Regions from separate parts of the Mus musculus genome. Here regions 1 and 3 are each linked to region 2. The links are chromatin loops, found by intact Hi-C in ENCODE. Cell type or tissue: heart. All regions are shown on one strand.

Region 1 (8,000 bases), 580 kb before region 2:
TCAAGATAAGCATATCTTTCCATGGCAGTTTCTACACTTAGATGCTGATGACTGTAAACATATAAGACTGATGTAAACATCATTCATTTAACAGCCTCTTTCGTGCGGCATGATCTTCCCTTTAGCTTAAAAGCCTCTGAGGTCCCGGGAAATCTTTCCTTCAGCATAAGAGCCTATCTGTGGAGTCGTTCTGTTTTGGCTCACACCTTTCTGTTTGCTGGAGGCAGGAGAGGAGATGTTGCAGTCTCTTGGGGTGTGGCTTGCATTCCTCAGACCTGTCACACATGGCTCTGTGTGACATTCCCGTCAGTAGCCCACATCTCATCTGTGAAGAATTAAGGATTAAGAACATTTCTCAGAAGGGGAATTGTGAAGTTAAATGAATGAACTCTCAAAAGCATTTTTAAAGAAACATCACACAAGAGGTTCTGCAAACTCAAATTAGTCCTACTTCTCTTACTTGTGGTGATCTCTCTCCCTTATCTCCTGATTAAAATTCAACCTGCCCTTTAATGGTTTCCTTGAACACCAGGAATAATTATTTTTTTTAATTTTATGCATATGAGTATACTGTACTGTATGTATGTCACTGTTTTCAGACACACCAGAAGAGGTCATCAGATCCCATTACAGATGGTTTGAGCCCCCATGTGGTTGCTGGGAACTGAACTCAGGACCTCTGGAAGAGCAGTCAATGTTCTTAACCACTAAGCCATCTCTCCAGCCTTCAGGAATAATTCTTATATAAATTAGCTCATCACAGATCACTCCATCCCTCCTGTGACCTATGTTATTTACAAATTATTCATTTCTTTCTCCTAGCTCTGGTCAAATTCTGCTTTGTAGTATAGCTGACCTTATTTATGTCTTATTTTCCTTCTGAGGTCACAGGGTTGGTGGCCAGGGATAGGAGTCTTGCCTAAAATAGCACAGGCCACAAAGTTTTCTCCTTAAAGATGCTCTGTTAGTGTTTATTACAAAAGTTCTCTCTCTCTCTCCACCATGCCTGACTTACAATTCAGTTTTTTTCTTTTTTTTTCTTTTTTTTCTTGTATTTTCTTCAATTACATTTCCAATGCTATCCCAAAAGCCCCCCCCCCCCCCACTCCTCTACCCACCCATTCCCATTTTTTGGCCCTGGCATTCCCCTGTACTGGGGCATATAACGTTTGCCTGACCAATGGGCCTCTCTTTCCAGTGATGGCCGACTAGGTCATCTTTTGATACATATGCAGCTAGAGTCAAGAGCTCCGGGGTACTGGTTAGTTCATAATGTTGTTCCTCCGATAGGGTTGCAGATCTCTTTAGCTCCTTGGATACTTTCTCTAGCTCCTCCATTGGGGGCCCTGACAATTCAGTTTTTTAGCATCATGAAATATTTTCCTTTAAAGTCCTAAAATATCCAGGAACTGCCTTAGCACAACTTTTTCTTCCTTCTTTAGCAACATTCTTCTTTATGCATCATTCACTAATTACTTTGATAACTACGGCTGTTACTATATTTGGGGAAGAGACAAAGTAGTAGACTTTGAGGTGTGCATAATTTATTGTTTACAGCTAATGTCTGTGAATGCATGTGGCTGTAAGTTTATTTGGGTGTTTTTCTTTCTCTCTAGTAGTAACTTTTCTCACAGCCATGACACAATACTATCAACAGCAACAGAAGAAGAAATGGCTTATTTTGCTACAGTTGCAGGCTATGGGCCATCTTGGTGGGGACGACAAGGTGGCAGGGCTCTGAGGCAGTCACCCCGAGGAGCAGAGCCAGATGGATGCTGGTGCCGATCTCAGTTTGTCTTTTTATTCAGCCTGGAGCTCTTCAGTCTGTGAGATGTTGTTGCTCCATTCAGGACTGTCTTCCCTCCTCAGTAAACCTCTCTGATTGTAAACCCAGTCAGGCCCACAGTGACGGCCCATGTCATCTTTTTTCCTCCCTCCCTTTTTAACATTATTAGTTTGTGCTTTGCTGACTGATGGAGATGACTGGCAAGCAGACAAAGACAGGGATGTGTGACTTTTACCCACACAGACCTGTGGACATCATGGGTCTCCATAGGCTTGTGGCTCAGTCTCACATGTCCACAGATCTGGGGCTCAGTCAGACTTCAAAGACTTGGGACTCAGTTATGCATTTCCATAGTTTTGGGCTCAGCCATAGGCTTCACAGACTGGGGGCTCCATCATAGAGTTTCCCCCTCATTTTGTAGACAAGGACTCCCAGTTCTCTGGGACTGGATGACTTTTCCCAAGGCCCGAAGCTTTAAAATAAAAGGCCTGGGTGCTCTTGATAGGGTTTAGAGTGTGGCATGGTCTGTGGTAGAACATGGGCAGCACCGCCAAGGGCAGAAGCTGTTTTGTGTTGGGCTTGGTTGGGTGGATTCTCGTTTCTGTTTACATCCTGCTTATGTGTGAGCCATGGCTCTGAGCTTGGATTTACTATTACCTGGAACTAAGTATTCTAATTCATCAAATGTAACCCTTTGATACAGCTTTAGATACAGTCTGGCTAACTTTGCATTGGTTACATTTCTGTTACTAGATAAGATACTCCAACACAGGCAGCTTAAGGAAAGAAGGTTTATTCTGGTTTACCTGTTTCTGGCTACATTCCATCATGGCAAGGATGTCACAGTGGCAGGAGCTCACTATGGCTGGCCACATCCACAGTTCAAAACAGCTTGCTTCTTAGTTTTAGGTGGTCCAGGATCAAGACCCAGCAATGTTGTCTCTTACTTTAGTGGACTCTTCTCCGCCACACTGGCGAGGTCAGAGGCTAAACTAACCTGGGTAATCCCTCACAGGTGTGCCCAAAGGCTTGCGAGTCCGGATTCTGCCAAGTTGTGGATCACTACTGACCCACAGATTATATACATATATATATATATATATATAATATAAATGTAATATATTTATATAATATATGTTAATAGATAAATAAATGTAAAATAAAAATATATATCTGTGATGGGATTTATGTATAGTACATAATGGCTATACATAATTATAATATAAGGAATATAAGAAACAAACAAGAGTACAAAGCCAAAGCCCACGTGACCATGTGTCACAGCGCAGATGACACCACAGACGACAGCTCCTCTCTCCCTCAGCCCAGCTCTCTTCCACCATTTTCAGATAAATGAGCTCTGAGTGAAGCCACATGGTGGGTGGATTATGGTTTTGTTTTGTATTTTTATTTCTCTAGTACAATACTTCAGTTGTCGTTCTAAGTCCTCAGTGGCAGGGCAGCTGGCTGTTTGTCATGAAGCTCTGTTGACTCTTCTTCATAGCAGAGTGCTGTCCCTATGTTCTCATGAAGTGTGGTTCCAGTGGGCATGCCACCTGTGGCTTCTTCTCCTCTCCCCATGTCTCGTAGTGGTTCCTAGAAAACCCCCTGCCTCCATCTGCCCCTCTGCCTTGTGCCCTGTTACATTCTGAGCGTTGCATCATCTCTGATCATGAATCTATTGGTCTATCAAACCTGCTTGGCCAACCACACTTTGGTAAATTCTTTGGGTCTGGGTTCCAGGTCAGTAGTGGGATCACTGGAGGAATCTTCTTTGTGTGTGTGGTATTTAAGCATGTTCACAGTGTATGTGTGTGTGTGTGTGTGTGTGTATGGGGGGGGGGGAAGAGGGAGAGACAAGGTGCATGCTGGGATTGATCTCAGATCATCCAGCTTTCAGTGATGCTTTATCCATTGGGACATCTTATGGGCCCAGGTTCAGCACATTCTTACTGGCACTTTTAATTTAAAACAAATTTTGCTTTGTTTTTCAGCTTAATCCTGACTATCGAGATGCTCAAAATGAAGGAAAAAATGTGGTGAGTAGACTTTCCTGTCAGTTTGTCCCAAATGTTCCACATCTTATTTTATACGAATAAATCAAAAGACATTTTACTAACAAGCTTGAAGACTAGGACCCCATTCTTAATTGAAGGAATGGTCAGAGAAGCATGTGGGCTCAGATGCTATCCCCATCCCTGCCAGCAGGGGGCGCTAAGGGAATTCCTGCCTCTTGAAGGCTGGTTATTGCAAGACGCCGAGGCTTCTGGGAAATAGGCTATGGTAGGTCTATGTTCAGTTTCCAGAAGTACATGGAAGTACTATCTAAAAGGGGGGCGGGCAGTGAAATGGTTCTTGGGTGTTTCCGGAGGGTCTGAACTCTGTTCCCCAAACCCATATGGTAGAAGGAGAAAACCAACTCACAAGAGTTGGACTTTACATGTCTGTTGTGGCATCTGTCCCCCACATCCATGCACATCCATGCACATACATACATGAAAACTAAATGTAATAGGAAGTTATAAAGAGGGCTGGAGGGGTAGCTCATGATACAGGGTTTACATGTGAGGCTGTAGGTTCAGTCCTCAGTACTGGGGGACAAGTTGCTTCTAGGAAGGCACCCATCAAACCTTCCCACTGTGTGGCTTAATTACAGCTCTGCTCTGCTTCCTGCATGGACGGTGGCCATGCAGCTGGCTGTGTGGGTTGAGCAGAGTGGGTGGACACAGAAAATGCAGCTTCACGGAGCGGTTAGGAAGCAGGATTCTGTGCTAAGCAGTAGACTCAGGGTGACATCCCTTCTCACTAATCAAGCCTTGTTTGGCTGCGCTGCTCTCCTCCTAATTCCTCAACTCCACTAAAGCTGAGAAGAACATGCCTGTGTTTGAGAGCTTGTCCCCAGATTCACTGCAATCACACACAGGGCAGGTGGTCTGCATTCTGGACTGTGCCAGTCTCCTGTGAGAGACCGCCAGCAGCAGAGGTTTGGTTTAATGAGCCTGTCTCCAGAGCCTCAAGTTTGACTGTAAAGAAAACTGAGCCCGTGAAGGTGTAGTGCGCACAGTGTGGCTTCTTGTTCCATAATCTGTTTGTCACATTGCAGTAATTACACTTCTGTCTGAAGAGGAAAGGAGAAGGGTTGTTAGAGTCGATCTGCAGCCTGTGACAGAGAAGATCAATTTCCCAAAACAGAGCGCCGGCCTCTCACGCAGAGTTCCAGTAACAGTGATGGCGATGATGCTGATTTTCCCCTTAATTTTCCCCGCGTTGGCGACTTAATGACCTGCTAATATTTTTTCCTGTAATTCAGAAACCTTTATCAAAACGTCACCTTCCATTTTGGAAGTCTCAGAGGTTAATGCAGGGTGTTGCAGAAATGAGGCTGTGTGTGTCGGGGCTCCCATTAAGGCCGAATTGCTGTGTTCACTTTACAAAGGGGCCCATTATTTCCAATCTTACAAATGCAGCTTCCCTGTGCACCCGGTAGACATTGGCACCGTGTCAAGCCCAGCTGGGAACCTGATGGTCATTATTTCTTCTCGAAGGTCCACATTTTTTCAGATGGCTCTGCAGAGGGGATTTTTTTAAAAAAAATTCTCTGCAATGCCATTCGTATTACCAAACATATTTATGTGGCAAGGGATCTGATTATTTTGAAGGCAGTTCTGTTGGGGTCTCACAGCCTCTGCATTATTGGCACAGTGGACCAAATAATTCTTTGTGGTGGTGGCAAGATGAGCTCTGTATGAGTAGTGGGGTGTCCTCTGCCTAAGTCGTAGCGGGTGTTCCCTCAATGGTAGAGGGGCACCCCCTGGAAGGCAGGCTGATGGCAGCATGCTGATCTCATCTTACTGGGTGTTAGAAGCTTCACCCCACCCCAGCTCTCAGCTGTGACAACCAAAAATGTGTCCAGAAATTTTCAGATGTCCTCTAAGCATCAAAATCCTCCTATGTGGCCAGGAACAGACCTGCGTGTGTTTATACACATGGAAATGTTCTAGAAAAAGGAGACTGTTGAAGAAGCACTTTCAAATTCTGATCTGTAGAATTTGGAGATGGGGGTTTAGGTTCTGTCAGATCTTCACATTGCCATGGGTTTCACTCCAGGCTCACTGGCAGTAAGATGGGCAGACTTAGAAAGCAGAAAGGATCCCTCAGGAAGCTCTGGGGATGAGGCTTACAGAGACAGAGAAACTCCCGGCAGCTTCCGGAAGCAGCCTGGGATGTGTGGCTTCCCCAAGCAGAGTTGGAGGTTGGGCTGAGGAGGGAGGGGAGAGCCATGACAGAAATGTGGCAGCCTTCTGCAGCCTGTACGTCAGCTCCAAACTCAGACAGAGCTTCTCCCAGCACGTCTTAGGCTCCAACAGCACAGAAATGTGATGTTCAATCTAAAGTCAGTGACTCACCATGACTCAACACAAAGGTGTCCTGGGGTGCCCTGAAGTACACCTTTCCAGGAGAGGGGGCTGGAGCAGGAGCACAGCCATCAGCTCCCTTGTGGCTTTGAATCAGGGCAGGTGCCTCCCTGTGCAGCTCTCCCTGTTCAGTGCCTCCCTGTGCAGCCCAAAGTGTGCAGTGCCTCCCTGTGCAGTGCCTTCCCGTGCAACCCTTCCTGTGTGGTGCCTCCCTGTGCAGCCCTCCCTGTGCAGCTCTCCCTGTGCAGTGCCTCCCTGTGCAGCCTTCCCTGTTCAGTGCCTCCCTGTGCGGTGCCTCCCTGTTCAGTGCCTCTCTGTGCAGTTCTCCCTGTGCAGCCCTCCATGTGCAGCCTTCCTTGTACAGTGCCTCCCTCTGCAGCCCTCCCTGTGCAGCCCACCCTGTGCAGTGCCTCCCTGTGCAGCCCACCCTGTGCAGTGCCTCCCTGTGCAGCCCTCCCTGTACAGCTCTCCCTGTGCAGCCTACCCTGTGCAGTGCCTTCCTGTGCAGCCCTCCCTGTGCAGCCCTCCCTGTGCAGTGCCTCCCTGTGCAGCCCTCCCTGTGCAGCTCTCCCTGTGCAGTGCCTCCCTGTGTAGCCCACCCTGTGCAGTGCCTTCTTGTGCAGCCCACCCTGTGCAGTGCCTCCCTATGCAGCCCTCCCTGTGCAGCCCACCCTGTGCAGCCCACCCTGTGCAGTGCCTTCCTGTGCAGCCCTCCCTGTGCAGCCCTCCCTGTGCAGCCCTCCCTGTGCAGTCCACCCTGTGCAGTGCCTCCCTGTGCAGCTCTCCCTGTGCAGCCCACCCTGTGCAGTGCCCCCTGTGCAACCCTCACTGTGCAGTGCCTCCCTGTGCAGCCCTCCTTGGGCAGTGTGCAGCCTTCCCTATGCAGTCCCTCCCTGTGCAGCCCTCTTTGTGCAGTTCTCCCTGTGCAGTGACTCCCTGTGGAGCCTACCCTGTGCAGTGCTTTCTTGTTGCAGTCCACCCTGTGCAGTGCCTCCCTGTGCAGCCCTCCCTGTGCAGCACACCCTGTGCAGTGCCTCCCTGTGCAGCCCACCCTGTCCAGTGCCTTCTTGTGCAGTCCACCCTGTGCAGTGCCTCCCTGTGCAGCCCTCCCTGTGCAGTGCCTCCCTGTTCAGTGCCTCCCTGTGCAGCCCACCCTGTGCAGTGCCTCCCTGTGCAGCCCACCCTGTGCAGTGCCTCCCTGTGCAGCTCTCCCTGTGCAGTGCCTCCCTGTGCAGCCCACCCTGTGCAGTGCCTTCCTGTGCAGTCCACCCTGTGCAGTGCCTCCCTGTGCAGCCCACCCTGTGCAGTGCCTCCCTGTGCAGCCCACCCTGTGCAGTGCCTTCCTGTGCAGTCCACCCTGTGCAGTGCCTCCCTTTGCAGCCCAGCCTGTGCAGCCCAGCCTGTGCAGTGCCTCCCTGTGTAGCCCTCCCTGTGCAGTGCCTCCCTGAGCAGTGCCTCCCTGTGCAGCCCACCCTGTGCAGTACCTCCCTGTGTAGTGCCTCCCTGTGCAACCCTTCCTGTGCAGCCTTCCCTGTGCAGTGCCTCCTTGTGCAGTCTTCCCTGTGCAGCCTTCCCTGTGCAGCCCTCCCTATGCAGCCCCAGAGATCGGTGCTTTTTCTTTCTAGTTTAAAAAGAATGCCATCTGGGGTTGAAAGACAACTTAGTCAGTCAAGTGCTTGCTTTGCAAGCATGAGGACCAGAGTTCAACCTCAGCACCACTTAAAAATAGCTGGCTATGGTGGTGCCTGCCTGTCACTGCAGCATTGTGGGGAGACAGGCAGGTCCTTGGGGATTGCTGG
Region 2 (8,000 bases):
GTGGAGGAAAAGTGACTAAATGCTTGCCATAGTTTTATTTATTTATTTATTTATTTATTTATTTATTTATTTATTTATTTAGTGGGGCTGGACACAATGTAGATCAGGCTTGCCTACTCTTGAGATCTGCCTGTCCGTGCTTGCTAAGTGCCTGGATTTAACAATGTACACCACCATGCCCGCATTTTACTGCAGAGTCCCCTACTACATAGAAGCCCAAAAGACTCTTTAGCTCAGACACACTGAGGCAAATGGGAGGTCACCGTCAAAGTTCACTGGTTATCGAGAAGAGAAAAGCTCCAGGGTTTGTTCAGCTTAACTTCCTAGCAAGCATAACTCCACGTACCCTATATGAGCAAGGAGGATATTCATGGAAAAACTGTAGCTAATTTTATCAAAGACTCACTGGGCACGCATGTGTGCAGTGGATAGAGCCCTGAGGATTGCTGTGAACGCAGGGAGCAGGGCTGAGGGTGTGGGGTGGAGCTGTCTCCTTCCCACTGAGTTTGGTACCATACAGTAACATACAGTACATACAATACAAGTAACATACAGAAAACAAGAACCGAGTCATCTGCTGTCCCAAGGAAAGCAGCTTTGGAAGGGTTTGTCTTGTCTCACAGTTCCAGGGTGCAGTCCATCCGGAGCTTGAGGTGGCTGGTCACAGTGCAGCAATCAGGAAGCAGAATGGTGGGTGTCTGGGCTCAGCTGCCTTTCTTCTTTGTATTCAGTCTGAGACTCGAATGGAGGGAATGGCGCCATTGGTGGGCAGATCTTTTAGTACTTTGTAGTAGAATCAAGATAGCCTCCTCAAACCCACCCAGAGGTTCGTCTCACAGAGGAGTCTAGAGCTCATCAAACTGACAACCGAGATTAGCCACACAACAGGCACAATTTGATTGTTTTGTTTGTTTGTAAAAGTCCCATCTTGGCTTCCCGTGTCGTCTCCAAAGGCTGAGGCTCATTTAGTTGGTTCTTGATAAATGACGCTGATTGCCATCAGCTCATTCACTCGGAAATCACTCTCTCCCTGCTCTGTTTCCCTTCCCTGTGCAGTTTAGTCATCTTGACTGGCTCACGGGCAACCGGCTTCTCCAAGTGTGTCTGGGAGAGCCCTCCCGGTTGTAGCATTTGGGTTGGTGGTTCTCTCCATCGCAGATGGCCGCCATTTAATATTTTGAATGTCTGAACAGAAACAGGAAGAGTTAGGGGGAATTCTACTTTGCCTAACTGCTTGGCCCTGAACATTGGTTTTCTATCATGACAACAAACTTCCCGAGAGAAACAACTTGCAAGGAAAGGTTTCATGTCTGACTCACAGCTCCTGCAGTTTCAGTTTGTGCTTGCTTATAGGCCAGCGTCAAGACTGAACAGCATAACATCAGGCTGTTCTCATGGTAACAAGGGGAAGAGATGGTGGCAAAATACACCTCATCAATCTATGCCTCCAGCCACCTACTTTCTCCCACCTTCTAAAGTTTCCAAAGCCTCCCAGTAGCCCATTCATATATGGATTTGTCAGCCCCACAGTCAGTCAACCCCAGAGGCCCCACCTCTGACTACCTGCACCTGTCTACATGTGAGCCGGGGGGACACTCTTAGGATCCAGAAACACTGTCTCCTATCTCTCACACAGGCCTCACAGTGACTACTCTTGGCTCTTAGATACTGGATTTATACTTCCTGGGGCCTCAGCTTCTCTTGGTAGGTTGTGAAGTTTCTCAGCATCCAAAATCACGCGAAGCAGTTCCTTTTTCTAGGTCTTTGTCCCAGAGAAATCTGTCTGTCCACTTGTCCATCATCTATCTACTGATTGCCCATCTAGTGACTACCTATCGTTTGTTAATACATATATATATATTAATCTATAATATTTATAAATATGTCAATCGTCAATGCTCTATCAGTGATCTATTGACCAGTCATTTGTAATCTATGTCTTCAATTTTCTATCTTATCTGTCATCTTCTAATTAGCTTCTAGCTTATGTCTACCATCTACCATCTATTGTGTATCTTCAATCGTGTCTATTGATCAATCATCTATCCATCTGTTTATCTACTTAGGATCTATATTCTCTCTTCTATTTACCATCTATACTCTTCTTCTGTCTCCATCTATCAATCACATAGCTATTTAGCTTTCATTTATTTTCTGTTCACCATTACGTTGGGTCTGTTTCTTTGTCCATGCTTCATAAATGCATCCTCCAGGGACTGCCCTCCTCCGTAGTGTAGGCTGGCTGCTGTTTGCCTCTGGTGATCAGTCCCTGATTCCATCCTCATTCAGTGCCCTGGTCTGTTACTGAACTCTAGGTCTGGGCAGTTTGCATTTCTGGAGCGCTTTATTCTTTTAGGTGGGTCTGTATTTCCAGGTGGTGTCTCTTCCCATCTGAAGAATTTCTTGTGCTGCCGGTCTCAGGTGACGAATTCTTCTGGTTTTGCTTATTCCACTGTTGTTGAAAATTAACAACAAACCTCACAGTCATCCAGGAGTCAGCTTCAGCTTCAGCTGGGTCTGTGGACCCTGGACCAAGGTCTCATGCAGCCCAATGTGGCTTCAAACTCTTGATCCTTCTCTTAGACCCCTTCATGCTGTGGTTTTAGGTAGGTACTACCATGCCCACGCAGTCTCTCTACTTTTTTTTTTTTTTTTTTTTTTTTTGTTAACACTGGGGATTGACTCCAAGGCCTCATGTATTCCAGCAAAAGTTCTACCACTGAGCTAAAATCCCAGTCTCCCTTTTTTCTTTCTGAAGGTTTCACCAAGTTTCTCAGGGTGTCTCTGAACTCATTCTTAGCTTAGACAGGCCTTCAATGTATAATCCTCCTGCCTCAATTCCCCAAGCTCCACCGATGAATAGCCCTTCACCATCACCAGTAGGTCTTATGCTGTGACCCTGTTTAATAAAGGGAGTTTTTATTTTACCCCTATATGTTCTTGACTACTGGCCATTAGATATGGCTGCCTATGTGTGACTTTCTTACAGAGGGAGCTGTCATACTGTGGAAGTCTCTTTACCACGGAAGCTTTGGTGGGGTTTGCGACAGACATATTGGTCTTTAGGAAGAAATAACAACACTGTTTCTCCACAATCAAAAGATTACGGTAAAAGTGTAATTCCATACCAGACCTACAGGAGTTAGAAATGATGGGACTTTGCAGTGACGTCATTGCTCTCTGCACGTGCATGTATCATATTTCACAGGAGAGGACATCCTGGCAGCAATCTGAGAAGTAAGCTTATTAGCCAAGTGGATACTACAGAAGCCACAGCTTACAGATGACATCAGTTTATCCAGCAACTTAAGGAAGGAAAAGCTTATTTTAGTTTACAGTTGTCAGGGATACAGCTCATCAAAGTGGGAGACCCACATGTAGGGAAGGAGTATGAGGTACTGGTCACGTGGCACCCCAAGCAAGAAGCAAAGAATGGACAGGAAATAGAACCAGGTATAAAACCTAATGGCTCTCTTCTAGCGCTCCACTTCCTACTGTGAAGCTCCACCCCCTAAATCTCTGCAGCCTTCCAAAGCAGTTCCACCAGCCAGGGAACCCCTTACTGAACTACAGGAGCCTAGAGGGGACATTTTACAGTCACAAGATGGCATGGCCAGAGACCATCTTCCTGTGTAGGGCATGTTGATTGGGCAAGTTTTAAGAGAAATCAAGAATGAGGAGGAGAGAACAGGGGGTTTGTGTGTTTTAAAATGTGATCAAAATACTGTCTTTCATGGAAGGTCTGTGTATACAGTAACTGATCTCTGTAAAGATGTAGCAAGTACCATGGAGTCACAGATGGGACCAGAGAGCATGATACTGAAGCAGGAAGCTAAGCTAACTACACACCTTTAAAACAACAATACATATCAGTAGGGATGGGTGCCTTGGGAATATTCAGAATGGGACTCATTTTCAGACCTGGGAGAATCGGAACTAAATGCCTATGCAAAAAGCCCTGGGGAGCAGCTGACCATTCAAGGCTCTGCCAACAGCAGAAGTCATCCTAGAGCCTGGTGGTGTTTGTACCCCAGCTCTATTTGTGTGTGTGTGTGCACGTTTGAGAGCCCTTGTTTATGTACATGTGTTTGTGAACATGCGTGCATAGATAGGTCCTGTGGAGCTCCAGGTCCAATGTTTCTCTCAAGGGAACTAAGTAAAAATAAAAACTTGCAATACAGGTAAAGAAAAAGCAAGAAGGCTACACATTGGATACAGAAAGAGTTTTTGAAGATATGTAAATTAAAATTAGAATACTTACACCCATAGCAGAACTTCTCCCAATATGATTCTTATATATAAATTAAAAAGAAAAGACTTTTAAGTGAAATTTAGAGCATGAAGCCATGTTAGACTTTAGGATGATGGGATCTGTGGATGATCATGCTTTGGACTCAGGGAGTTGGCCTCTGTCAGGTCAGGACAAACCAGGTTCAGCTATTAGTCTTGAGTGAGCAATCAAGACAGGCAGACTAATTGTGAGAAACAGAAAAAGGGAGTGCACTTGATATACCACACTGGGAAGAGGGTTTTAGCAGCCCCAGGGTCTTGATTTCAGGTTAAGTTTTAAATACAGTAGCAGGCTGTGCACACACAGGCAGCTCTGGTCCAGGGGTGGCGCAGCTGCCTCTGACTCTTTGTTCTCCTTTCTGTAAGGTGGTCTACACAACTGTGAATTTTTTCTCAGAAGAAAAGTTTCCCCGCTGGCTGGCCCGGGCTCTAAGGGATTCTTTTCTCCCAGCTTGAGATTTCTGGGGGTGAGAGGAGTTCCGATTTCTTCCACTTCTTCAATAGTCCAGTAGCCAAGCAAGGAGCACAGACATGTCCTTAGACTATCTTCAGCCCTTCCAGGATGGTTACAAGTACAGCTAATCTTCACAGAGCCACAGGATGAAGCATTGGACCCATAAAGACAATCCTGGGGACATTTAGGTTGAAACATAGCCAACAAAGTGTCTTCCTGTAGAGGGCACCAGATGACTAGGCAGTGAAACCTTGCTGCCCTGTAGTGGGAAGTCCTGGGAAGGAGCCTCTGTGAACATACTGGAGACTTGTGGAAGTTGAAGATCCAGGCTGGGGGTGGGGGGTGGGGGAAACGACACACGGACTCAGTCTTTCCCTGCAAGCTCCATGCAGGCAAGTCCCAGCTCTTCGTATATGCAATCTCTGTGAGACAGCAGTCAGGAGCTTCCTGACAGGGTTGACAGAGGCTGAGGAGAGAGGCTATCAGGCATGCACATAGTTGTGGCAAACAGCAAACATGGAGAGTCACCACAGGCTAAACTACCGTCTGGCAGTTTGCATTGGTGCTCTTAGGAGGCAGAGAAGATGACCTTAGACTTTTATTTGGACAAGAGTATTTAATCTTACTTTTCATTAGATTGTGTTTCCCATGTATCTGTGCCAAAGATGGAAGTCCAACTTAGGAATGGGAGTGAATTCTGAAGTGAGTCTATTGAGAAATAAAAACTCACCCACCTCCAACTTGAGTGTCTGTGTCTAACATTCATGTCAGATATGCAAGCAGGAAAAGGCAGAGATCAGATCTTTGAATATGCTGATTCCTGACCCTGGCTGTGAGGCAAGGCCACAGGGTCATAGGCCAAGCAGGACCTTCTGTGGATAGGCAGATTGCTTGCACCAATGAGATGACAAAGCGTCAGAGTGGGAGGGGTGTGGGTGAGAAGGGGCCAGGCCTCAGTCCGCTGCTGGCAGGCCTCTCCTTACATCCCCACCACTGTGCTGTTGCCAGGAGACTGAAGAAGGGGCCAGGCCACATGGAGTGCAGTGCGGAATGTGTGAGAATGTGCAACCTGTGGTCTCATGAGTCCACGTGATCTGACATGGGCGAGGACTCACTTTCTCTTTTGCAGAGGACAGGACGCACCCACAGATCTGTCTTTTAATACAACTTATCTCTCTCCAAGGCACATATATGTACCCGTGCCCAAAACAGGGACGAGAAAAGCAACATGAAGCCCTCCCTGTTCACCTGGCAACTTAAAACCACCTGTAACTCCAGTTCCAGGGGATCTAACACATGTTCCTCTCTAGCCTCTGTTGGCATCAGGCACACACATGGTGTATATACATACATGCAGGCACAAAATTCATACACATAAAATTAAATATATATCAAATATACATTATATAAAATACACAAATATATATTATATAAATAAAAATATATAATCTATAAAAATAAATATATAAATATATTTTAAAAGGCTGTCTTATTTCACTTAGTAACAAGTGCCCTTACGTGCAACCTTGCCACCCTAAAATATTCTCAAGAAGATGCTACAGTATTCCACAGCCCACTCACATCAGAGAGGTTCCCATGAGTGCTTGCTCAGGAAGCTGCTCCATTGAGCTCTCTTATCCTGTTGAGTCCTTATTTCCTGGTAGCTGTTGGCGTCCTGTGTGGACTTTTTAATGCCTAAGCCCCCACAGCTGCCTGCCCCCTCAGCCCCTCACCTTTGGCTGTCTCTTCTGCGCTTCTAACATGGTACCTTACCACATGACTCCTCAGTGACTCAATCAGGAAATTGCTTATGCAGCTTTTCACAGTGGGGAGGTCAGTGGTTCTATGGCCGTGTGCAGCAGCTGACTGCATGAATCCAGCGGACCAGGAAGCAAGAAGCCAGTCGGAAGTGGGCTGCACTATATACCCTCCTGGCCCATCTCCCTCTGGCCCACTTCTCCCAGCTAGGCCCCTGTCCCTAAGGTTCTATCACTTTCTAAAACAGGACCAAATGTCCAAACAGGAGAACCTGTGGGTCCATTCCCCAGCTCCTTACAGGGCAACCAAGGCTTTCATAACCATGACAACCAAGGCCTTCATAACCATGATGTCTGCCCACTCTCTGTTCCCTCCTGCTTATACTATCTAATCACAGCTATTCAGTCCTTCATAGTTCTAGCTCCTAGACAGTGCCAGATGCCATTCTGATTCCTATCTCCTGCTCCAGGGTCCTGATGCTTGGGCTGATGGGGAAGCCCTTCTGGCCACCGTCCCATGACACTGGAACCCTTGCTCATTTAACTGAGCTTAACATGTGGTAGTGAGGTTCACCTTCCTCATGAGAGGGTAAAATCCTTGAAGTGGGGGACCCATGTCAAGTTCAGCCCAGTATGGCCATAAGTAGGGCTTACTACATACATACCCCACTGGCATCTCCTATGTCACCCCACATGAAGAATGTAAGTGGCCAGGGAGGAACTATGTAAAAGAGGACACTGTTTTGTTCAGCCATTAACACATGCTTTAGCGAGGGCAGGGTGGATCATTAAAAGTCTAAAGCTTCCAACTAGGAGTCAGAACTGAGTAAGTCTCCTCATTTCCTCTTTACGTTTATAGCATGATGTTACTCATGTGTATTTTCTTAACCTAGCCTTAGCTCTACTTAAAAACACTCCTGCAAACATGGATCCACTTGCACATCAGAGGTGGCAAGATGCAGATGCTGTCTTCTGCAAGCCCCAGCACATTTGCACATCATGTTCGGAGGCCAGAGGTCAACTGTAGGTACTGGTCTCAATGGCCCTCCATCCCCACTGAACTTGTTTCGGCTCGGCCGGCCGGTCAATGAGCCCAAGCCGTCCACGTGTCTTTGATTCGCCAGTATTGATGCTAGTGGTGTGACATGTTACACAGGGATGCTGAGGACATGGACCCAGGACTGGTGCTTGTGTGCCAAGTTCTTACTCACCTGCTGAGCACCCCCGGCCTAGCTGTACCTCTGTGTAAGAGACCATTCTGAGGGTTAACAGTATGTTCAGAGAAAGGTCTTTTGTTTTTTTTTTTTTTTTTTTTTTAATCACTGATACATAGACCTACTTTCTTTGGCATCTTTCAAAGGAAACAATATTATATCTTTAAGTATTAAGTATATAAGAAAGCAAGCAACAATTGTATTGCTCCAATGAATCTTGAAAATTTATTATTTGGGAGAATATCAGATATTGATCTTTTTGCTTTATAGCTCATGATAATAATC
Region 3 (8,000 bases), 380 kb after region 2:
CAGCCAAAGAAAATACTCCTTGTTGAGTAAGTATTAGATCTCAGGCTATGGTAGAAACACACATTTCCCAGGTGTCCACAGAGAACATAAATAAGGAGGGTCAGGCTAACTTTGAAGCCGTAGTTATGCTCCTCAAACCCCTCAGAGATTGCCAGCCCTGCTGGGTGTTTTCACACGCCACAGTCTTGGCAGAGGATACACCACATTTCAAAGTACAAATGTCTGTGCTCTTTGCCAAAGCATTACATTTAGGCCCATTTGCAGGGTGTGGGACCTGGAGTTTGCAATTGTAGCTGCTATCAAATATGGAATACCAGATTAGGTTTACAGAATACTCCCAAGTACATGACATCTATAAAATAGAAGTCACTTCTCAAAAGTCAAAATGCCACAGCCTTGCTCATGAACAATCCAAGGTTGGTGTGTGGACGAGCACGCTATTGTTCAGAGAACAGTTTGAGTTTGCACAGAGCTAAACATGACGTTGAGGCAAGGTGTTGAGTAGACAGGCAACTTTTCACACAATTGATTGGTGATTGCTTTATTTATGGATTGAGGAAAATCATGAACATGTTGGGTGCTGTCTCTGTTTGTACACATGTGTGCCCGTGTGCATGCCTCTGCATATATGTGAGCATATGTGCTTGTGTGTGTGCATGCATGTGTGTGCCCATGTGTGCATGCATGTGTATGTATGTGTGCTTGTGTGTGTGACTGTGCATGTGTGTATGTGCATGCATGTATATGTGTCTGAATGTGTGTATGTGTGCTTGTGTGTATGTGTGAGTATGCATGTGCATGTGTGTATGCATTGTATACATTGTGTGCATGTGTGTGCATGTGTTTGCATATGAGTATGTATGTGCAAGTGTGTGCATGTATGTGTGCATGCATGTATATGTGCATGCATATAGTGTGTGTATGTGTTTGTGTGCATGTGTGTATGCATGCATGTGTGTGCATGTGTGAGTATGTGCATGCATGTGTGTACATGTGTATGTGTGCGTGCACTCCCATATGTGTGCATGTAATTGAAGTTCTTTTCCCTCAGTTGCTCAGAAGTCAATCCCTAGGATCATTTTGTCTTGTCTCTTTCTCTCCCACTTCACTTAAGTCTACCAACATTCTGCAGGCCTCCTTTCCGACTCTAGCCAGAGCCCAGCCACATCTGGTCACCTCCTTGGCTGCCAGCCTGTGGTGCCAGCATCTCTTCCTGTACAATGGCAAATGTCTCCCTGATTCTTGCTCTTTGAGATTATTTTCAGTACAAAGACAGAGAGTCCTCTTTAAACAGAAGACAGAGCCTGCCACTCCTCAGACACACCCCGATAATCTTGTCCTCGTTCCGAGAGGAGGTTGATTCCTCCTGGACAGATACGGCCTGGAATGCTCCCCTCCTCGTCTCCTGTCAGCAGTCAGTGCACTCTCCCCACCCCCACGGCCCAGCATGGTGGCCCCATGACCCACCACGGGTCACCACACCCACCTTGGACCTCCATGGACTGTTCTATCTTCCAGCACATGTCAGAGTGCCAGCCCAGGTACAAGTTAGTAAGAACCCAACACTGCCACTGAATCAATAGGAATGAGAAAGATGCTGAGCTCATTGTATGGTCAACATGAGACAGGACTCAACAATGCTGAAGCTAGAAAATTAAGAAAAAGATAAAAATCTGTGTCCTTATAAGAACTAAAGATTTTAAAAGGAACTATTTGAGCTGGGCAGTGGTGGTGCATACCTTTGATCCCAGCACTTGGGAGGCAGAGGCAAGTGGATCTCTGTGAGTTCGAGGCTAACCTGGTCTACAGTGCAAGTTCCAGGACAGCCAGGGCTGCACAGAGAAACCCTGTATCAAAAAAAAGGGGGGGGGCATTATTTCCTTATACCATTTAATAATTATATAGCAGAATTACTTTATATCACTGTACACTTAGCATTTTGAGGCTGGAGAGATTGCTTAGCTGTTAAGAGTGATCACTGGTCTTACAGAAGTCCTAAGTTTGAGTCCCAGGATATACCGCAGGTGGCTCACAACTGCCAGTAACTCCAGCTTAAGGGGTCTGTGGCACTTGTTGCCTCTGGACTCCCCAGGCACATACACTCAGTGTGCACATATCCATGTATACCACACATGGAGACACACACATGTACACACATACAACACACACACAAGAACACACACTTAATAAAATGGATCTTTTTAAAGTCAGCATTTCAAACCGAGTCTCACTTTAAAATTCTATGGTTACAGGTCCTCTGAATGTGATTAAGTACATTAAATACAGTTGTTGTCCATACAAATGTACTTGCAGCATACAGACATGGGGGATTATTTCAATATCACATTTGGGTTGCTGTGTTTTTGATGTCAGAAAGATCCATCCCTGAGGCGTATTGGGGAGAAAGCGCTGAGGCAGAGTGAGGACCCGCCTCAGTGAGCTGAGTTCAGGTGCTTCGCTCTGGTTCACACCTATTTCCTAGTAGTCAGTAAGAATACTCACCGTTACGGAGCCCACGTGTCTCCTAGCTTCTTTATTGAGTTCTGTGAAAGACAGTCATCTTCAGTTGATTTCCCTTGCATGGAGTCTGTTCATGATCAAGTGTGAAAACGACAGCTGAGCGAATCGACGAACTATAAAATAGACTCTGAAGCCAGCCGTGCACGTAGTGTTGACCCGGCCTGTTGACTCTCGCCAGCAGGGGGAACACGGAGCTGCAGGGAACACGAAGCAGACACCACTGACTTGGAGGAAGAGGGGAAGAAACACAAGGTCTCACCTGGAATCTTCAGACCACAGGCATCCTAGTTACCATAGAGCCTCCCTGTTCCTTCATAAGGGAGCACTTCATCCTTGCTGTCTGACATCTGTCATTTTACAGGGCAACAGATAAGACAGAGACAACAGAAGATGTCGTGTGGGGATAAAATAAATCAGTGGATAAGGTACAAGTCATGGAAGCATCCCAGGTCTTCAGCATTCACAGAAAACATAAAAGCCGGGTGCCGTAGCTCCCTCCTGTGGGCAACAGAATTTAGAGGCAAGCAACAGGTAGATCAGGGAAGCTCACTGGCCAACCTGTCTTGCCAAAATGGCAAGGTTTAGGCTAAGTGAGAGACCTCATCCAAGGCAGAAAGGGATAGAGGAAGATATCTAGTGTTGACATTTGGCTTCCACGGTGCCCTTATGGGTAAGCATGCCCAGTCGCGGGCGAGTGTGTGCACACACACACACACACACATACACACACACACACACACACACACATACACACACATACACACACACACACATACACACACACACACACATACACACACACACACACACACACACACACACACACAGAGAGAGAGAGAGAGAGAGAGAATTTAAAGTTTAAAAAAAAGTATTTTCCTAACCTACAGTTAGCCCTTTATAATTCTATTCATTTTTACTGCTCTCTGAACAAGCCTTCAAATTTGAACTTGTTGCTACATTTTTATGCACCAGAATGATATATTTCAAACTTGGAACATTTTTTTCTGACTGAGAAATCTTTACACTTTAGGGTTGCTTAATGTATCCAGGAATCTGACAGTAGCTTGTGTCAACGTGACAAAGAACTGTCCTGCAAACCTGCTGTGGCTAGACAACAGGGCTCTGAAGAGTAACAGCTTGTCATGATGAAGCCCTCCAGCCAGGTCAGAAAGCACGGAAGACACACTGGCAGTTTTCCTTTAGTCTCTGGGCATCAGAGAAGTCCTTGAACGATTCCGTCGCTTTGGATCCCTCTGCTGGCTGCATTGTGGCACATGCCCTGGGGTGGGAAAGACTCTGAGGCTGCTTATGGGGTCAGGAGGAAAGAACTAAGTGCCTGCAAGGGCAGTGTCACAAAGAGAAAAATCAAAGCACTGTTCGGAGTACACACATAGCTGGTTGAAATCATGAAGGAGGAGAAGAAAGACTCAAAGCAGAGTGCAAAGCTCTTGGCTTGAGAAGTCTGGTTGGTTCCTACTGAGTGAGCAGACAGAGACAGCGTCCTCGGGATGTTTGGAAAGTGAGGTAATGAAATTGGTTTGAGGCACAGCCCATCATGCAGAACACCCAGATGGAGAAGTCAAATGGACACGTGGAAATACTTAAGATGACTAAGAGAACATAGCCTGTGTAGTTAGATCACTGGATATCGTGTGTGTGTGTGTGTGTGTGTGTGTGTGTGTGTGTGTGTGTGTGCGCGCGCGCGTGCGCGTGCGAACTCATGTGTGTGCACACTTGATAGTTTGTGTGTGTCTGCATGCAATCTGTGCACTTGACAGAAAAGCCACAGCCCAGGGAGAAATGTTCTGCAATGAAAACCAGGCCTGTGTGAGTGCTGGTCTGGACTTAGGGCTCCTCCTCATCAGCTTCATGTTTGCTCAAAGAACAAAACGAGGAGGCCAAGCAGGTCTTCCCACATTACAGCAATGGAATTAAAGTGTTACTGTCCAACTGAATCTATAGACCACACATTTTATAAGTGACGAGATGTGTTCAAAGACTGAGGCTGTCTTATATGGACTTAGATGTACTGGACTATGTACCAGCAAGAGGAAAGCACGTCTGACATTTCTCTGGAGACGTAGTTTGCAGTTATGAAGCCCGTGGTCATGTGGTAGTTGCATAGCAGGAAGCACATATAGTTACCTAACTCCAGCACAGACTTGGATACTGGCAACGAGGGACAATTGTCAAAAAGAAACAGGCCGTCAGAGTCTGAATCAGTGTTAGTCTCAACCTGTGGCATTGGATCTTCACACAGTGAGAGGCCCTGTGACCCTGTGACATACAACCCCAAACTTACATGGGTCTGCATTAAACCGAGTCACATGCAAGTGAAATAGATTGTAGCAGCAGCAGTTAAGTATTACACAGCCCCCTTATTAGCACAGCTCTGCACTAACATGCATATTTGGTACCTTTGGTACCTTAAGATCAGGGTCTAAAGTCACACTCAACATGACTTCTATTTTCACTTGGTGGCCTGGTCCTGACCAGGATTCCTGGAGACTGGAGAGGATGAGCACGTCATCCATCAGCTCACTTGGCCACACTCGTACCTCCCGGTGTCCCTTCCTTTAGGAATGTGGAGCTGCTGCTATCTCTGCCCGATGGTCACCACTGTCCTCTGCACACCTGACACCTGCCCTCTGCACATCTCCATACCTGCCCTCTGCACAGCCCTCACACCTGCCCTCTGCACAGCCCTCACACCTGCCCTCTGCACACCCCTCACACCTGCCCTCTGCACAGCCCTCACACCTGCCCTCTGCACACCCCTCACACCTGCCCTCTGCACAGCCCTCACACCTGCCCTCTGCACACCCCTCACACCTGCCCTCTGCACACCCCTCACACCTGCCCTCTGCACACCCCTCACACCTGCCCTCTGCACACCCCTCACACCTGCCCTCTGCACACCCCTCACACTGCCCTCTGCACACCTCCACACCTGCCCTCTGCACACCCCTCACACCTGCCCTCTGACACCTTTATCACACCTGCCCTCTGCACACCTCCACACCTGCCCTCTGCACAGCCCTCACACCTGCCCTCTGCACACCTCTCACACCTGCCCTCTGCACACCCCTCACACCTGCCCTCTGCACACCTTTATCACACCTGCCCTCTGCACAGCCCTCACACCTGCCCTCTGCACACCTCTCACACCTGCCCTCTGCACACCCCTCACACCTGCCCTCTGCACAACCCTCACACCTGCCCTCTGCACACCTCTCACACCTGCCCTCTGCACAGCCCTCACACCTGCCCTCTGCACAGCCCTCACACCTGCCCTCTGCACACCCCTCACACCTGCCCTCTGCACAGCCTTCACACCTGCCCTCTGCACACCCCTCACCTGCCCTCTACACACCTGTATCATCCAACCCCCACTCTGGTGTCACTTATTCTTCCATTTAGGGTAATATCACAGTCTCAGTCGTGTCAAGCCACTTAGTCAGTCTTCCCATGTGGGCTCTGTGTGTGTGTGTGTGTGTGTGTGTGTGTGTGTGTGTGTGTGTACATGGATGCATGGACATATGTGCCTTTAGTGTAAAACATGTGCTAGTGTACGTGAGCCACTTTCCACTTTCCTTTGTGAAATGGGAACAGGAGAACACCTAAGCATGTGGACAGCACAGGAAGCCTTGGATCAGCAGACAGAAGGTTGAGTCCTTCTGTCCCAGGGGTTGGAGAGAAGTTGTTTCTCAAGTCACCACACCCATCTTAGCTCCTCAAATACTCCATCGTGAGCAAGTGGGACAGGAAATGGCACCAAGCAGACTCTGGTTACTTCCTAGCTATGTTTTAATGACAGAGACCAGCCTGTTCTGAACACAGAGACCCTGGTTTTTGTCTCCTGTCTGTCCTCTCCACTGCACTGCTTGAAGCCCTGTCTGCTTAATGGAAGCGGCGTGTTACATTCCCTGTGAGATGACGCTGTGTGTTCTGGGCTTCTCCTGATGGCACATCTTGTGACATCATTGCTGGCCTGAGTCAAATGCCTCAGGAATGTGTTCTCTCCTAACTGTTCTTTAAGGTCACTGACAGGAAAGGGAGGCCATTTTAAAGTCCATTCTCCTCCTGGTTACCTCTCATCACACTGCTGGCTGTGGTGAGACTCCATGACTGAGCAATGGCCTGAGGCTCGGAATATCTGGAAATATCTCTTGAGGAAGGGCGAGGGCCCTGGATTTATATCAAAGTCTTCTGTTAACTTCCTCTTTGAGGCCTTTTTTTCTGAGCAGATGATAAAACAGAGCTGGGGAGGGGGTGGGGGGTGACTCAGTCACAAGAGTACTTGCCAAACAAGCAAGAGTACCAAGTATGGTCCCCAGGGCACGAGGAAAAAAGCTGAGTGTGTTGACACACGCTTGTAATCCCAGCACAGAGATGTAGGAACACTGATCCCTGAGACCGCTGGGTTCTCACAAAAATGTGGGAGAATGACCCTTGAGGTTAAGAACTGGCCTCCACGTAGGAAAGCATACCTGGGCATACAGCGCGCGCGTGCACGCGCACGCGCACACGCACACACACACACACACACACACACACACACACACACGCACAATCAAATAGCATAGCATATCACCAATGGAATTCAACAAACTCTGTTAGAACTGAAGCAGTTCCCTGGAGATGAAGCTTTCTACCTTACTTCTAAGCCACCATGTTGCCTCCTTCCTGTCTCTGCCCGTCCTTCAGAGCCTGCTAACTCCCCTTGAGAAGTGCCAGTAATTCTCCAGACCGTGGCCCAGTGTGTTGTTTCAGGTATAATAGTATTTGTTAATTTGTTATTCTACCAAGATGCAATTTGTGAGTGGATGATAAAGCTGTAATTCCCACAGTGGAGACGGGGGCTCTTCCTTCAGTAAACACAGTGAATCTACCCTGGGGAGGCGTGAGAAGGAACAAGTCCCCAGGTGTTCTCTGACTTGGGGAGCTTAGCGTCTACCATGATGAGGTGAAGTCATGAAAGTGAGCCTTGACAGACCTCAGAAACTGATGTTGCCAGGGTGGAAAAGACAGTGTGTCCCACTAACACCTGGGAGAGGAATGAGTCATTTCTACCTTCAGGAGAATCAGAAATAATGTATGAAAAAGACACATGGTAATAGCGTCAGTATTTATAATAAAACAAGAACTACATTTAAAGGTATTGTATTTAGTCCTCTATAAGGTAGGCATTTGCTCTGTTTTGTGATGTGAAGGCTAGGCTGGACGTTAATGAAGAGTTGGTTTTGTTTGTTTGTTTGTTTTTGAGGTAGAACCGAGAGGGTAGAGAAAGGCACTGTTCATTGGTGGGAATCGGCAGTATCAAGGCGTGGGTGTTGGGAAGCCAGAGGCATCTACTGGCACCGTGCAGGTCAGTGTGGTTGGAGCATTGGAAGGGTCAAAGCCAGTTACAAAAGAGCCACGCGTGCAGGCTGTGCCGGAGCAGCACATCAGGAAGAGACAGTAAGACAGGCCTGCTGGTC

What was found. Hi-C counts contacts between places; a loop is a spot of excess contacts. Peaks named below come from ENCODE experiments on the same cell type or tissue, not always from the same donor. Only the 100,000 strongest peaks of a DNase experiment are listed, where the experiment ranks them.
Region 1: a loop joins it to region 2, with 3 times the contacts of the local background. A loop is called at or near these places in 16 of 42 quality-filtered maps.
Region 3: a loop joins it to region 2, with 8 times the contacts of the local background. A loop is called at or near these places in 4 of 42 quality-filtered maps.

Annotation. Positions count from the first base shown.
Region 1 is chr6:146,401,583-146,409,582 of GRCm38, reverse strand. It overlaps Itpr2 (inositol 1,4,5-triphosphate receptor 2), which reads left to right. Exons shown (of 57, transcript NM_019923.4): 10 at 3,781-3,825. Among named protein-coding and RNA genes, the nearest start is that of Itpr2, 97 kb to the left of the region's middle. In heart, a CTCF peak has its summit at 3,987 (motif pointing right); no DNase peak of the experiment used is centred here; H3K27ac peaks cover 470 bases.
Region 2 is chr6:145,820,997-145,828,996 of GRCm38, reverse strand. It overlaps Rassf8 (Ras association (RalGDS/AF-6) domain family (N-terminal) member 8), which reads right to left. Exons shown (of 5, transcript NM_027760.3): 5 at 7,918-8,000. Among named protein-coding and RNA genes, the nearest start is that of Gm38927, 17 kb to the left of the region's middle. In heart, a CTCF peak has its summit at 4,965 (motif pointing right); no DNase peak of the experiment used is centred here; H3K27ac peaks cover 609 bases.
Region 3 is chr6:145,437,681-145,445,680 of GRCm38, reverse strand. Gm15499 (a long non-coding RNA gene) reads right to left here and starts at 2,811. Exons shown (of 3, transcript XR_378154.3): 1 at 2,503-2,811. It also overlaps a transcript of Lmntd1 not described here. In heart, CTCF peaks have their summits at 2,700 (motif pointing right) and 3,777 (motif pointing left); DNase peaks (open chromatin) are centred at 3,786 and 4,004; H3K27ac peaks cover 4,737 bases.